Regions from separate parts of the Mus musculus genome. Here region 2 is linked to region 1. Evidence: chromatin loops called from intact Hi-C (ENCODE). Cell type or tissue: gastrocnemius. All regions are shown on one strand. Links, peaks and the distances in the headings refer to the core of each region. The heading gives the core; the rest is flanking DNA. Region 1 has its middle 23 kb from the start of Il12a. Region 2 has its middle 45 kb from the start of Il12a.

What was found. A loop is a pair of places that touch in the nucleus more often than their neighbours do. Peaks named below come from ENCODE experiments on the same cell type or tissue, not always from the same donor. Only the 100,000 strongest peaks of a DNase experiment are listed, where the experiment ranks them.
Region 2: a loop joins it to region 1, with 7 times the contacts of the local background. A loop is called at or near these places in 10 of 42 quality-filtered maps.

What each region holds. Positions count from the first base shown.
Region 1 is chr3:68,712,629-68,715,543 of GRCm38, reverse strand. No RefSeq gene overlaps it. Among named protein-coding and RNA genes, the nearest start is that of Il12a, 23 kb to the right of the region's middle. In gastrocnemius, for the core only: no CTCF peak of the experiment used is centred there; a DNase peak (open chromatin) is centred at 1,738; H3K4me3 peaks cover 454 bases.
Region 2 is chr3:68,645,185-68,648,099 of GRCm38, reverse strand. No RefSeq gene overlaps it. Among named protein-coding and RNA genes, the nearest start is that of Il12a, 45 kb to the left of the region's middle. In gastrocnemius, for the core only: a CTCF peak has its summit at 1,533 (motif pointing left); a DNase peak (open chromatin) is centred at 1,516.

The DNA.
Region 1 (2,915 bases), core at 180-2,679:
ACAGAATCTATTATTTTCTTTTTTTTTAAATTAGGTATTTTCCTCATTTACATTTCCAATGCTATCCCAAAAGTCCCCCATACCCTCCCCCCCACCCCCTTACCCATTCACTCCCACTTTTTGGCCCTGGCATTCCCCTTTACTGGGGCATATAAAGTTTGCAAGTCCAATAGGCCTCTCTTTCCAGTGATGGCCGACTAGGCCATCTTTTGATACATATGCAGCTAGAGTCAAGAGCTCCAGGGTACTGGTTAGTTCATATTGTTGTTCCACCTATAGGGTTGCAATTCCCTTTAGCTCCTTGGGTATTTTCTCTAGCTCCTCCATTGGGGGCCCTGTGATCCATCCAATAGCTAACTGTGAGCATCCACTTATGTGTTTGCTAGGCCCCGGTGTAGTCTCACTAGAGACTGCTATATCAGGGTCCTATCAGCACAGTCTTGCTAGTGTATGCAATGGTGTCAGCGTTTGGAGGCTGATTATGGGATGGATCCCTGGATATGGCAGTCTCTAGATGGTCCATCCTTTTGTCTCAGCACCAAACTTTGTCTCTGTAACTCCTTCCATGGGTGTTTTGTTCCCAATTCTAAGAAGGGGCAAAGTGTCCACACTTTGGTCTTCATTCTTCTTGAGTTTCATGTGTTTTGCAAATTGTAACTTATATCTTGGGTATTCTAAGTTTCTGGGCTAATATCCACTTATCAGTGAGTACATATCATTTGAGTTCTTTTGTGATTGGGTTACCTCACTCAGGATAATGCACTCCAGGTCCAACCACTTGCCTAGGAATTTCATAAATTCATTCTTTTTAATAGCTGAGTAGTACTCCATTGTGTAAATGTACCACATTTTTTTGTATCCATTCCTCTGTTGAGGGGCATCTGGGTTCTTTCCAGCCTCTGGCTATTATAAATAAGGCTGCTATGAACATAGTGGAGCATGTTTCTTTCTTACTAGTTGGAACATCTTCTGGATATATGCCCAGGAGAGGTATTGCGGGATCCTCTGGTAGTACCATGTCCAATTTTCTGAGAAACCGCCAGACTAATTTCCAGAGTGGTTGTACAAGCTTGCAATCCCACTAACAATGGAGGAGTGTTCCTCTTTCTCCACATCCTCGTAAGCATCTGCTGTCGCCTGAATTTTTGATCTTAGCCATTCTGACTGGTGTGAGATGGAATCTCAGGGTTGTTTTGATTTGACTATGCACCATTCTTTTTACCATATTCTAACGCCCCCAATCTCATTTTTTTATATTTGGGCCTTTTAACTCTTTCCGTGCAGGTCCTCAGCAGACCTGCAATCGTTTCCTGCAAACTCTTGTCAGTTATACTGCTTTGCTATAGAATACTGGAAATTATTCCCACTATGTTACTTATTTCAGGACAGGTGCTGAGACATGTCCCTCCCCCACACTCTCTGTCTTTCTAAACTCTAGTGGTCACCGTTTATATTATTTGTTTGTAAGGACGACTTTGAGCTATCCAGTCACTCCTCTAGTAGTTTCAGACACAGTATATCACCGTAGAGATTTAAAAGGCACGGGCAGCTTCAATATTAACAGGATCACATTGAGATCTTGTTAATTGTCTAGGTTCATGGTCTGACTTAAACGCCTCTGGGTACTTGTGTTTATGATAGACGCTAGGAAAAGTTGAATTCATTAAAAATTAAAAAGTGGAAATTTCAAGTTTAGGAATACTCAGCCATATACCAGGCAGCCACTAGGTGGCATGAGTGAGTCCTTAGCGTTGCTCTTCAATCTAGGCTCCAGATCCCAGAACAGTTTAAAAGAGAAACCTGTGGGGCATAGAAGACGGCAGTCCAAATGTTGGATGTTTATTATTGGTTGAGCATGGGATGAGGCAATGGGATCCTGCAGAAGGGCAGGATCTCCTTAAGTCACCAGCGAAGTTTGCGAAGGACCGGGACTCTTTTTTTTTTTTTTTTTTTTTTTTTTTTTTGGTTTCTTGAGACAGGGTTTCTCTGTATAGCCCTGGCTGTCCTGGAACTCACTTTTTCCTGCCTCTGCCTCCCCGAGTGCTGGGATTAAAGGCGTGTGCCACTACTCTCGGTTCAGGACTTTAACCTTCGCAGCAAGGGGCTTTTCTGCACCCCCGCAACGCAAGATCACAAAGGTGAAGGTGGAAAATGCAGTAAGTGGGTGATGTTTTCTGTGGACCAGTGCGATTGCGCCGGCAAGCACAGGTTCTTCCAAGAACATGTTACTGTTTCTGAGAGGTCAGTACGTGCAGCAGATGAGATAAAACACCTCTTCCATTTCCGGGTCTCTGATAAATGCTTCCTTCACCAGCACTGGGGAAGAGCACAGAAGAGACTGGACTTCTGTCCTCGATGTCGGCCACCGCTGTGACAGATGCCTTGTGTTGGAGCTTGCTTAAGCTCATGGAGCTGAACGAGGGCAAAGATGAATTGTCTGCCGTGTGCCGAATACTTTTCCTTTTGGGCCACATAAATTACTTTTGCTATCTACACTTTTTAATTTCAATTTAATTTTAATTTGACTTGCAAACAAATGAAAATCGGACTTTTCATTGTGCACATTATACCTGTCTTAGGGTTTCTACAGATTTGATGAAATACCATGGCCACAAGCAACTTGTCAAGGAAAGGGTTTATGTGATCCACATATCCTGAATTATGTAGCCCGCTGAAGGAAGCTAAGAGCTAAGGAAGGAACTCAAACTAGGCAGGAGCCAGGGAGGGGTGTTTCCTACTGGCTTGCTCCTTACTACTTGTCAGCCTGCTTTCTTATACAACCCCAGACTGCTAGCCCAGGGATGTTGCTACCCACCATGGGCAGGGCCCTCCTACTTCAATCACTAATTTAAAAAATACCCTACAGTCCTTTTGGACAGGAATAGCATGAGGACAAAATGTAGCTACTAGTGCCT
Region 2 (2,915 bases), core at 269-2,768, 68 kb after region 1:
TCCTCTGCTACCTATCCAGCTGGAGCCATGGGTACCTCCATGTGAACTCTTTGGCTGGCGGTTTAGTCTCTGGGAGCTTGGGGGGTCTGGTTGGTTGATAGTGTTGTTCTTCCTCTGGGGTTGCAAACTCCTTCAGTTCCTACAGTGTTTGCCCTAACTTCCCCATTGAGGTCCCTGTATTCAGTCCATTGTTTGGCTGTGTACAACCATATTGGTCAGGACCTGGCAGAGTCTCTCAGAGACAGCTGTATCAGGCTCCTGTCAGCAAGCACTTCTTGCCATCCGCAATAGTGTCTGGGTTTGGTGTCTGCTTGTGGGATGGATCCCTAGGTGGGGCAGTCTCTGGATGGCCTTTTCTTCAATCTCTGTGCCACTGTTTGTCTTTGTATTTCCTCTAGACGAGCAACTGCTTGTTTCTTGCTTGAGAATCATTCCACACTCCTGTTGTGAGGCCAAAGTTATGTTTTAAGTTTAAATTCCCATGCTTAACAGATCTATAAAACAAAAATCAACCAAACAAGAACGGACAACTTTCTGGAATGCTGGGGGCTGCTGTGTATGTCAGATAGCAAGCCACATGTTGTTGCTTTTGTAAACAAGCTTGACCGCCCAACCGAACAGGACATACTCAATCACAAATGGGTGGAAAGAAGTATGTCATGATGTATGCTTGCCCCCAGTTGGGTGAAGGCTAGAAGTAGTACATAGCCTTGTGGGGCTTTGCTTTTTAAGTTTCTGACTATTGCAATTCATGACCATACTCTGAGAACCCCAGATAGTGTCCTGGCTAGTGTCCATCATCCTGGCCAAGCATTTAATAAAGCATGCTTCAAATTTGGCTTAAAATTTGGGGTAATGGTCTTATCCTCACCAAGTGGGATAAGACTCCAGATGTGGTTCTATCTGTCAAGAGGTCTCTGAAGGACTAGTGTGAGCTTCCAGACATCAACTCCTCTTTTCTCTCTGAAGCCCCATGTGAAGAGGGAACACAGTCTAGAGCCTGTTGTGACCAGGAACCACTGCTGTGGTTGTGTTCATCCAGAGACCTGCCTCATGAAGCCCCAGTTCCTGCGCAACAAGAGGAAATTCTCTCACCCGACTCCACTCACAGACCCTTAGCTCACGTTTGTGGGATCTTTAGTTTTTCTCTTTGGGAAGTAACCAGTTTTCTCCCACCTGACCTGAACTATCACTTCTTCCGCATTTTGACTTTCACAATCTGTGCAGAGCCTGGACTTCAGGAGCAGTGAGCCCTCAGGTGCCTGCTCACAGGACTGCCTTCTGATGCCTCACTATTCCACCGAGCCTTCTGGGGTTTCTAAACCACTGGCTTTGAAGAATGAGACTTATCAGGGTGGTTTGTGAAACTAATGATGTAACATTTTTCTCTGGTGGAATAGCCCAGGCTCAGGAGTTGCTCTTCAAACCTGCTCAGGCACCACAAGAAAGTGGGGGCCCGTGTTTACTCTCATCTGTGAAGCACCCATGTTCTCAGACTTCTTCCTTAAGGCCTGCCTTTGGTTCCCTCTGGTGTCTGATACAGGAAGTGAGCCAGAGGCTCCTGTCCTCTTGGGCCAGCATAAGTGAGGAGCCTGTTGTCCTTTTCCCACAATAGCACATCAGTGAGCTCTGTTGAGTTTCCTTAGACACATCCCAGTCAGATGCATAACTTACCAATCACAGTTTAGGCTAATCAATACTTGCCAACTTCCATTCACTTTAGAGAGTTTATCCTTCCTATCTGTACTTCTCTCTGAATGCTATTGCTGCTGTGCCCTGCACTGTAGGTGTGGCATGAATTCTTTAAAAGTTGAGATTCTCTGTCTACTACTGTAGAAAATGTCTACATATGTAAAGGGGTGGGGTAAATGGAATGACTCCATAATGGAGTGTGTCAGCCATCATTGGCCATCAAAGAAAAAGTCCAGGAACAGATAGATATGGACTACCTCTTTTTGGGTTGTTGGGGCATGGTCTTCCTCAACTGTCACATGCTATTGCCACTGCTCTTTGTCACCCTCCAGAACTTGCTGGGAATACTGTATCGATGAAGACACCATGAACCTGAATCATATGACACAGGGATTGAGGAATAGTCCTGACCTTGAAAACCTCCCAGCTACTCACTGATTGGTAAGACTCTGAGCCTAGGCATCGTACTCTATTCCAAATTAATAGTCTCCTGCCTCAATTGGAAAGCACATGCCACTGCCTGGAGTGAGAGAGGGAAGTAGAGATGAAGGAAAGAAAGAAGAAACGCAGGTAGACAGGCTTCCAAAAGGAGGTATTATCCTTCCCACTGAGTTGAGCCAAGTTCAGTAGGTAGATGGGGAATGAAAGACATTGCAGAGGAAGAAATGTGTTAAAAATCTAATCTATGGAATAAAAAAGCTGAAAAGTTCTGATTATGGACGGAGGGTTGAGTTCGTGTAGGAAACAGATTAGGCTGGGGGGGGGGGTGTCAAAGAGCACTTTGTCTTCCACAACAAGTTATTTGTGCTTTATCTCAGCAGCACTGAGAAGTGATTGATATGTTTCAGGCATAGCAAGGGTTGACACTGACATGAGCACCGTGTTCAGGGAGTCCCCAGGACAGCATTCCCTAGGTATCCTCATGGCTAACTGCCATAATGATTTCTTTCCATCTTTAGCCTTTCTCATGGAAGCAAATGATACAAATACCAGTGTCTCAGGTCAGAAGTTTGTGTATGTTGTCACCATCAGGTGTCAATAGACAGTGCCAATCCAGTTGCTATACAGCTGGACCTAGTTAAAGTAAATTAATTCAAAGCTCCAAGATTGGGAATCTGGGCAAGAAATTGAGACATCTGAAGTGTTGACATAGATGGGAAGGAGATAAGAGAGGGTTTGGAGGAAATATGTTACATACATGTAAGTTTTCTTTGTTGTTTGTT